Regions from separate parts of the Homo sapiens genome. Here region 2 is linked to region 1. A link is a loop called in an ENCODE intact Hi-C map of the cell type or tissue named here. Cell type or tissue: PC-9. All regions are shown on one strand. Links, peaks and the distances in the headings refer to the core of each region. The heading gives the core; the rest is flanking DNA.

Evidence for each region. Peaks named below come from ENCODE experiments on the same cell type or tissue, not always from the same donor. Only the 100,000 strongest peaks of a DNase experiment are listed, where the experiment ranks them.
Region 2: a loop joins it to region 1, with 3 times the contacts of the local background. A loop is called at or near these places in 1 of 110 quality-filtered maps.

Annotation. Positions count from the first base shown.
Region 1 is chr3:12,403,193-12,407,836 of GRCh38, forward strand. PPARG (peroxisome proliferator activated receptor gamma) reads left to right here. Exons shown (of 8, transcript NM_138711.6): 6 at 2,690-2,889. Among named protein-coding and RNA genes, the nearest start is that of TSEN2, 79 kb to the right of the region's middle. RefSeq lists enhancers at 2,311-3,510, 2,407-2,986. In PC-9, for the core only: no CTCF peak of the experiment used is centred there; a DNase peak (open chromatin) is centred at 2,719; H3K4me3 peaks cover 850 bases; H3K27ac peaks cover 3,603 bases.
Region 2 is chr3:12,220,505-12,225,148 of GRCh38, forward strand. No RefSeq gene overlaps it. Among named protein-coding and RNA genes, the nearest start is that of TIMP4, 64 kb to the left of the region's middle. RefSeq lists an enhancer at 3,531-4,259. In PC-9, for the core only: no CTCF peak of the experiment used is centred there; DNase peaks (open chromatin) are centred at 2,447 and 2,807; H3K4me3 peaks cover 1,156 bases; H3K27ac peaks cover 2,437 bases.

The sequences.
Region 1 (4,644 bases), core at 377-4,376:
TGAGGTGGGAGAATCGCTTGAACCCAGGAGGTCGAGGCTGCAGTGAGCCATGATTGTGCCACTGCACTCCAGCCTGGGTGACAGAACGAGACCCTGTCTCAAAAAAAAAAAAAAAGTTGTTATACTGTATTTTTTTATTTGTCTTATTTTTTATCATTGTTTTATTTATTTATTTTAGAGACAGAGTCTTGCTGTCACCCAGGCTAAAGTGTAGTGGCTCTATCACGACTCACTGCAGCCTCAAACTCCTGGGCTCAAGGGATCCTTCCACCTCAGCCTCCTGAGTAGCTGGGATTAGAGGCGCACACCACCACGCCCAGCTATTTATTTTTATTTTTATTTTTGTACAGACAGGGTCTCTCTATGTTGCCCAGGCTGCTCTCAAATTCCTGGCCTCAGGCAATCCTTTCACTTTGGCCTCCCAAAGTTCTGGGATTACAGGTGTGAGCTACCACACCCAGCCCATATTATTTTTTATTGGTTCTTTTTTCCAAATATTTTCAATCCACAGTTGGTTGAATCTGCAGATGTGGAACCTGCGGGTATGGAGGGCCAACTGCATAAGGAATTCTATCTGAGCAAAGTGGTCAGGAGGTCACAGAGGATTTTGAAGGAATATGCTATCTGGGGTTTTCTTTCCATTGTATTTCAAAATACAGTAGACAAGGACTTAATATGTGCCAGAAATTGTACTAAGTGCTGAGGATACAATAATGAACAAGATTCCTGCCTTTGTGGAGATTATATGGCAAGGGAGGAAAGAAAACATTATAGATTAATTCCTGTGATCAGTGCTGTGAGATAAGGTCATATCCTGAGGGACCCAGACAAGCCTAGCACCAGGGGCTGGGGTCACCAGTAGATAAAAATATGAACAACCATACCCCAGCCCCATGGAACAACACAGAAAGAAAATGGGGAAGAGTGAGTAGGGAACAGGATTTTTGACCAAAACCTCCTAGTTTAAAGGTTTCTATATGAAGAGGCCATGTACCAAGGATATATTCACTAAAAGTATCTAAATATAGGCTAATTCAATTTAAAGGAATCCCAACTGAGAGGTAAGATTTTCTTCCCCTCTAACACCCAAGTCTGGTCTCTAAGGAGGCCCCTACCAAACAATAGTTGTATTAGTCAGCGATAAAATTTATTTAGGGTCAATGGAAATGAATTTATGAATTTGAGACTCAAGGGTACATGTCAGTTTCTTCTTGGGAAAATCCAAGGTAATATTCACAGAGTACTCAGATGGGAAAGTTGTCGTGTGCTGTCATGTCTCATGGTAGAAATGCTACCCTTAGCATAATAACATATAAAATAACTATCTCTGGCTGGGCACAGTGGCTCATGCCTGTAACCCCAACACTTTGGGAGGCTGAGGTGGGTGAATCACTTGAGGTCAGGAGTTTGAGACCCACCTGGACAACGTGGTAAAACCCTGTCTCTACTAAAAATACAAAACTGAGCCAGGCATGGTGGCCCACCCCTTGTAATCCCAGCTACTCAGAGGCTGAGGCAGGAGAATCGCTTGAACCCAGGAGGTGGAGGTTGCAGTGAGCTGGGATTGTGCCACTGCACTCCAGCCTGGGCGACAGAGCAAGACTCCATCTCAAAATATAAAATAAAATAAAATAAAAATCTCTTTGTTCTGGGATTCAGCAGAGACAGAGTCTTGCTAGAGACATAAACAAATATGACAGTCTCTGCGCTCGAGGAGCATATAGTCTAGTGAAGCCGATCACCATAAAAACGCATGGCTGTGATACCACATCGTGAGTGTAAGAACAGAGCTATGTATGCATGGGGAACAGTGGACATGATGGCCAGGTACCCTTATTATGGGAAACATAGAACCCAAAGTGTGTTCCCAAAGGAACATGATTCAAAATAATATTTTGCTGAACATATTGGTAAGAAGGAAAGAAAACATATCTGAGTTGAAAAGTTACAGTTTATTTTTTCCCCAAACTAGTCCCCACTAACCCCTCTTACATTTTCCTTGTTGCTTTTCTTTCTTTCATTATCTTCTTTGACACTTCCTCACCCTACAGGCAGCCAGTTTGTCTTTCTGACAAACATCATTAAGTGGTAACTCTGGAGAGTCGGGAGATAACTATGGCTTCTCTCCGCTACATGTAAAAGTGCTCTCTGGACTAGTAAAATGTGATAAAGCACCATCCATATTTCTTTTTAACAGAGACAAACAAATCTTATAAACTCCCTGAGAACAAAGCCTATGTCTGTACAACTTTGAATTCTGCACAGTTTCGTATTTTAATTCGTGAAACGTGTTGATCCTTCTAGTGCCTGACCTTAGGTCAAGTGCTGGGGATACAAAGAAGGTGACCTTTGAATTGGGTCTTGAGGGATGAGTAGGAGTTGGTTCTCAATTATTTCACGTTTAAGTCGACATACTTCCCTCCCTTTGCTAAACTCGAATTCTTTCACTTTCTCAGCAGGAGTATGCATTAACTTTTAAAAATGAAAGTTAACGGTTTAATTTTTACTGATGGTCTGTGCTACTTTTGTGAAATAAAAACATGAGCAAAGTGGTAGACAGAAACCAGGACTCAAGAGCAGTGGAGGAGGAGGGCTTCTACTGTGTGGGAACGAGGGCTGGGAGAGCACAGTGTGTGTTCAGAGCAGTAGTAATCCAATGATTCATCCTGTCATTCCTCTTCCTCTATAGCCATCAGGTTTGGGCGGATGCCACAGGCCGAGAAGGAGAAGCTGTTGGCGGAGATCTCCAGTGATATCGACCAGCTGAATCCAGAGTCCGCTGACCTCCGGGCCCTGGCAAAACATTTGTATGACTCATACATAAAGTCCTTCCCGCTGACCAAAGCAAAGGCGAGGGCGATCTTGACAGGAAAGACAACAGACAAATCAGTTAGTTCTCTTCTGCTGTCTTCATTGGGGGAGGCGGGAAGTTGTTTTGGGTTTTTGTTTCTTTGAGTAAATGGTTTACTGCGCTACAAATGCACACACAGAATATTGTTCAACTGTTGGCTGTTAACATATTGCAGGCTGAGTCTGAAACGCAGGAAGTGTTTTCAGATAGCACAAGTCAACATTATTTTGAAAAGGGAGAAAAGTCCATAAAGTTTTTGAGAATAGTGTAACAATGTATTGGTCATCCTAACTTTAATGAATGAACTTAAGCCCCCTGAGCCTATCACCCTCTTTTAGGATCCATCTCCTTTCTCGGCATCAAAATAACTGGCCACAGCAATATTCATTCAAGCAGCCTTGCTTTCCTCTGGGAAGAACCCGACCTAGGTTTAGAAAAGGTATTGAATCCCACTATTTCACCTTTCAGGAGAACTACCAGAGTTACCTCTTTTTTTTTTTTTTTTTTTTTTTTTGAGATGTCGTCTCACTTTGTCGCCCAGGCTGGAGTGCAGTGGCACAATCTCGGCTCACCGCAACCTCCGCCTCCCAGGTTAAAGCGATTATCATGCCTCAGCATCCCGAGTAGCTGGGATTACAGGTGTGCACGACCATGCCTGGCTAATCTTTGTATTTTTAGTAGAGACGGGGTTTCACCTTGTTGATCAGGCTGGTCTAGAGTTACCTCTTAAGAAGTTCAACATGAGGCATAAAAATAGATTCTAGATATTATGTTACCTTTCTTTCCTTGTAGCATTCTTGATTATTCCGGGGCAACTAGAAGCTCTATCCTTTTATTACATATGTGAATTTTATCTTCTGCAAGGCTCTGAGCTGCCTGGACTACTTCAGTGGACTCTCCAACATCTGTTCACTCATTGAGCAGCACTGTTTAGAAAACCCAGAATGGGTTGTAATTGTTACTGAGTTAGGTTTTCCAAGCAGCAGAGCTCTTCTCTGACTGGAAACTGAGAAAACAACATGGAATTATAGAATAAAATTGTACCTGAATTCTAGTCCCAATTCTGCCATCAGCTTGGATGACCTGGATCATGTCTCTGTACCTCAGTTTGTTGTTGTTGTTGTTGTTGTTGTTTTGAGACAGAGTCTTGCTCTGTTGCCAGGCTGGAATGCAGTGGCGTGATCTCGGCTCACTGCAACCTCCACCTCCCTGGTTCAAGCAATTCTCCTGCGTCAGCCTCCCGAGTAGCTGGGATTGCAGGCGCATGCCACCATGCCCAGCTAATTTTTTTGTATTTTTAGTAGAGATGGGTTTTCACCATGTTGGCCAGGATGGTCTTGATCTCCTGACCTCGTGATCTGCCCGCCTCTGCCTCCCAAAGTGCTGGGATTACAGGCATGAGCCACCGCGCCCGGCTTTGTAGCTCAGTTTTTAATGACAGGGTTTGGCTTTGATTCTGATGTCTGCACAACGCTCCCAGGGCTGTAAGAACTGCAGAACACACTGAGAAGACACCGTCCCAGCCATGGAAAGCCCTTCTATGCAGTCATTTATTTTCACATGAACACCTCCCAGAGAGCTATGCAATGACTTGATAGATATGTGTAACTTTTCCCCTATTCAGATATATTGTTAGGAAAATCTCATTAACCTTTCATGTATTTTGATGACTATCTCAAGATGGTAGTTCTTCTGTTTAGCTAAACTAGTAAGAGTAGAATCAGTTAATAGAAAAAGGAAACTTATGGCATAAAGCCATATGGTAATAAGGACAATGAGTTTTCTGATTTGAA
Region 2 (4,644 bases), core at 270-4,269, 180 kb before region 1:
TCAATTTAATTTCCATTTGTATTCACATTTTAACTTAAATCCTTGAATACATTTGCGGTAGCTTTTTAAGTTCTTGTCTGATAATTCCGCCATCTGTGGCATGTTAGGGCCGCCTAAAATAGCTACAGGTCACTTTTTTTTTTCTTTTTTGCTTCTTCACAAGTCTTACCATTTTATATTGTATACTAGATATTGTGATGTTTTGTGTTGGTGTATGTTGTTATCTTCTTTCAAAGGGTATTGTGGGCTTTTTGGCAGGCAGCTAAAATACTTGGGGATCAGTTTGGTCCTTTTAAGGCTTCTTTTTAAGTTTGCTATGTAGATACAGAATCACCTAAGACTATAGTTAGTTGAGCCCTCCTTCTAAGGCTTGATCTTTCTGGGACCTCTACTGAATGTGCCAGGTGTTTAAAGAGGTCTGTCCTTGAATGCCTCCTAGCATTGTGTGAGCTCCAGGAATTGCTTCTAGCATCCTGATAGTTATGTTTGCCCCTGTTATTAGCCCTGCCTTGTGTAGTCTCATTCTGTGGGTGCTCAGCTTAGTATTCAGCCACAGGCTGAAGGAGAACTCATGCAAATTTCTGGAGCTTTTGCTCTGTGCAGCTCCTTTCTCACCATTACTCCATCCCAAACACTTTGTCTCCTCAGCCTCCCAGAACTTTAATCTCGGCCTCCTCAATCACCAGACCCCCATATACTGCCTGAGTTCCCCCTCCCTGGACTGTAGTCCAGATAGTGCCTTCAGCAGAAAGCTGGGGTGAGCAGAGGGCAACCTTGTTTGTCTCTCTTCTCTCTTTTTTTTTTTTTTTTTTTTTTTGAGGCGAAGTCTCGCTCTGTCGCCCAGGCTGGAGTGCAATGGCGCGATCTCGGCTCACTGCAAGCTCCGCCTCCCGGGTTCACGCCATTCTCCTGTCTCAGCCTCCCAAGTAGCTGGGACTTGTCTCTCTTCTCTTAAGGATCATGGTCCTGTGCTCTCCTTTGTCTAATATCTGAAAACTGTTGTTTCATACATTTTGTCCAGCTTTCTGGTTGTCTCCAGCGGGGAGAAAAACTCTGGTACCGGTTATTCCATCATGCCTGGAAGCAGAAGAGCTAGAATCTGCTCTCTGGTTTCATGGAACAATGATGGCTTATGTGTTCCCACTCTAGGTAATGTAAGGATGAATGAATGAATATGAATGTAATATAGTAAAATAAATTACCAGTGATGTAATCAGATCTCCTATAGCTTAAAGAAGCTTTAACTTCTCACCTTAAACAAGATTACTTTGTCATGTTGCCAGTTTAATTTAAGGTCCGTTCTTCCTCCTAGGCCATGCATATTCCAGATGCTATCCCTTTACAATGGGCCTTTAGTTACTCATTAACCCCACTGGAATGCCACCTTTAATGACATTAGCTATCTTCTGTGATTCTCTGCAACATAAGGGTAGGAGCATCAAATACACCTTATTTCCCTGAGGTACAAATAGTAATCTCCAGCTTGCTCCACTGATGTTGGAAATAAGTCATCCAACCATGTTTTTAAGGTCAGGCACGCTAATTTTTGTCTATCTTTCCATGGAGAAAATAAGGTTCTCTTTATATGATATAAAAGTGTAAGTTCTGCTATGGAGATGATGGCCAATCTCACTCAATTTGTGTTTGGGGTATGGATTTTGTTAATCATGGGGGACATGGTGAATCGAAGTGGGTCTCCCATATTTTTATGTATATTTTCTGACAGTCTACTCTTCAAGGCTTGTAACATATTAAATAATTTATATGAGTGAGAAATTAATCATTACATGAAGTCAAATCTCTTAGGTATAAAAATCTACGGTTTATATTAATTTGCGTTTTGCCTGGTGTGCACTACACAAGATATTAAGCAACTAAATGCAAAAAGGTAAGTAAAGGAGACACAATTATTTTCACGATTTAATGTTTATTCAAGTGCTCACAGCCTTCCTGGTGCTGCACTGAAAATACAATATAAGCAAAACTGGAAAACAGGTGGATTTCATTAGCAGAGAGGTTGTCCAGGTATACAGTGGGTTTCACCTTCCACACTATGAAAATACAGCAGTCTATGTGCATGTCAAAAGTGCCACATGAGCCAGGAGGCTTGACTGAGACAAAAAAATGTTTGGTGAGGGGAGGAGAGAGGCAGATTTGTATGCTTTTAAGATTAGAGGATTCCTAATTGTTTTCATGGCATAAGGATCTTATAGGAGTTGTTAAAAAGAGTTTAAGGTAAGAAAGAAAAATTCCAGTCCTTTAATGACTTACAGGTTTTCAGCACATCCTAGTTCTTTGACTTTATGAATGGGAAAAGGTAGCATGTATCCACTGGCTTAATCTAAGTTGTCAACAAGCCTTCTCTGAAGTTATTGAAATAAGAGGAGTGCCCACAGTTACTAAAGATCTTCCGGTGATAAAAGAGGAATTGCATAAACTTCTGGCTGCGTGCATTAGAATGATTCAGTGTTTCACAAAAAAATTTACTCCCGTTGACTCTCCAGTTAAGTAAAATTTCAGGAATACTTTCTCCTCATATTTGGTTGAGTCAGTCCAAAGACAAGAACTGCTCGCTCCTGCAGCAGTCATGGTTTCTGAAAGCTGGTCAGAGAGTTGCTTTCATTGCACCTTCTTCATCTCCATTTTTCCCCAAATACTCACTTTTGACTGAATGAATGAGCAGGATTCTATCATACCTGCAAGCAGAAAGTTTTTCTAAACCAGGTTAGCAAGGGCAAGATGGCTGGTGGGCTAAGAGCATGCTCTGAACTCCTTGCAATTGAGTTGCTTAATTCACCTGAAAAACCTGCTCCTCTTCTCTTGCTTATCAAGCATGTGCGTAGGGGACCTGATTAAGGAAGGATAGAAATAGGATATAAAGGCACTGCCACAAATCTGCAATGTGAACATCTACCTAATAAACCCTTTGTTGAAGGCCCATTAACCTTTAACTTCCGGGTCTATGCATACTGTCAACACTTGACTCTACAGAACTTTCAGAGAATGGCGTGCAGTTTGGATAGCCCAGTTTTCTGGATGGCTGTGAATAAGCAGTCAAGCTTTTAAAAAATTAACTGTTCTGGAAGGAAATCATCTGAAATTTGTTTTTCCCTTATAAACAAAATGTATAGAATACCATTTTCTTGAAGACATAATCATTATTATTCATTCATTTATTTATTTATTTTTAGATATGGAGTCTCACTCTGTCGCCCAGGCTGGAGTGCAGTGGTGCAATCATAGCTCACTGTGGCCTTGATCTCCTGGGCTCAAGCGATCCTCCCTCCTCAGCTTCCCTAGTAGCTGGGACTACAGGTGTGCACCACCACACCCAACTAATTCTTTCTATTTTGTGTAGAGATGGGGCCTCATGATGTTGCCCAGGCTGGTCTTGAACTCCTGGGTTCAAGCTGTCCTCCCGCTTCAGCCTCCCAGAGTGCTGGGATCACAGGTGTGAGCCACCATACCTGGAACCACTTTTAATTTGTTATTTTTAACTGGATATGGGCATAGGAATTATTATTGCCTGGTTTCTTGTGCAGAGACTCCCATATGAATAAAGTTCATTGACTGTGGTGCATAGACTTGGTGACATATATTTCATCTGCTCAAAGACATGTTTTACTGTCTTTTTTGGAAGATGTGTTCCAAATAGATGGGGCTGCTTGGGTTTCATTACTATATTATATAGTTTTGAATACACTGAGGAATTAATTCCCATACTACCAAATGAAATAGCAGATGCTGTGGTGCAGGGCCCCAAATTCCCCCTTCAGGACTAAGGCCTTCTTTGCCCAAGCAGCACATATTGACTGCTCAAAGCTCACAGCTTAGTTTCTCTGTGGGAGTCTCCGTCAGCCACAGAGAGCTTCCCCCAAGGTTATGTGCCCTCCCTGGGTGCAGCTCATATCCAGTGATCAGTCAGTGTGGGTATTCAAAGGCCCAGCCTCCCTGCCTTGACCGGAGACAACTTTGAAAGGCCACCCCAGCTCCAGAACTTTCTGTGGGACCAGTGGAGGCCTCTGTTGCAACCGTATTGCTTCCCTCACTCCTTTCCACTCCTTTATTCACTGAGAGCAGTCCCAGCGAGCCTCCTGCAAGCAGATCTCCATCTCAGAGTCTGTTCCTCAGGGAACCCACCCTAAGCACGGCAGCACAGTGAGTAAGGAGTTCCCAGGCTGACGTTAGCCAGCCAGTCCTTCACACTCCCATGATGTGAACATTTTGCTTTATGGTGGTACAGCAGGTCCCTGAATCACATAGTCAGTTCATTCTAAGTTTGATGAGAAAAAAACCTATCCCTGGCCGGGGCCACTGCCTGTGTGGAGTTCGCTCGTTCTTCCCATATCTGCAGGGGTTCTCTCAGGGCACTCCGCTTTCCTCCCACATTCCAGAGATTATGCACATTAGGTTCTTTGGCGTATCCCAGTGTGAGTAAGCGTGGGTGTGTGTGAGTGCGCCCTGCCATGGGATGTGAGTGTGGTTGGTGTGGGTGTGTGTGAGTGCGTCCTGGCTGGGGCTGGCTCCTGCCTTCTGAGCTGCCTGGCTGGACTTTGGCCACCTGAAACCCTGAATTGTTATAATTGGGTAACTCTTCTTATTTGTTTTTATTTATCTTTTTAAATGTATGTGTAGCTCACATTT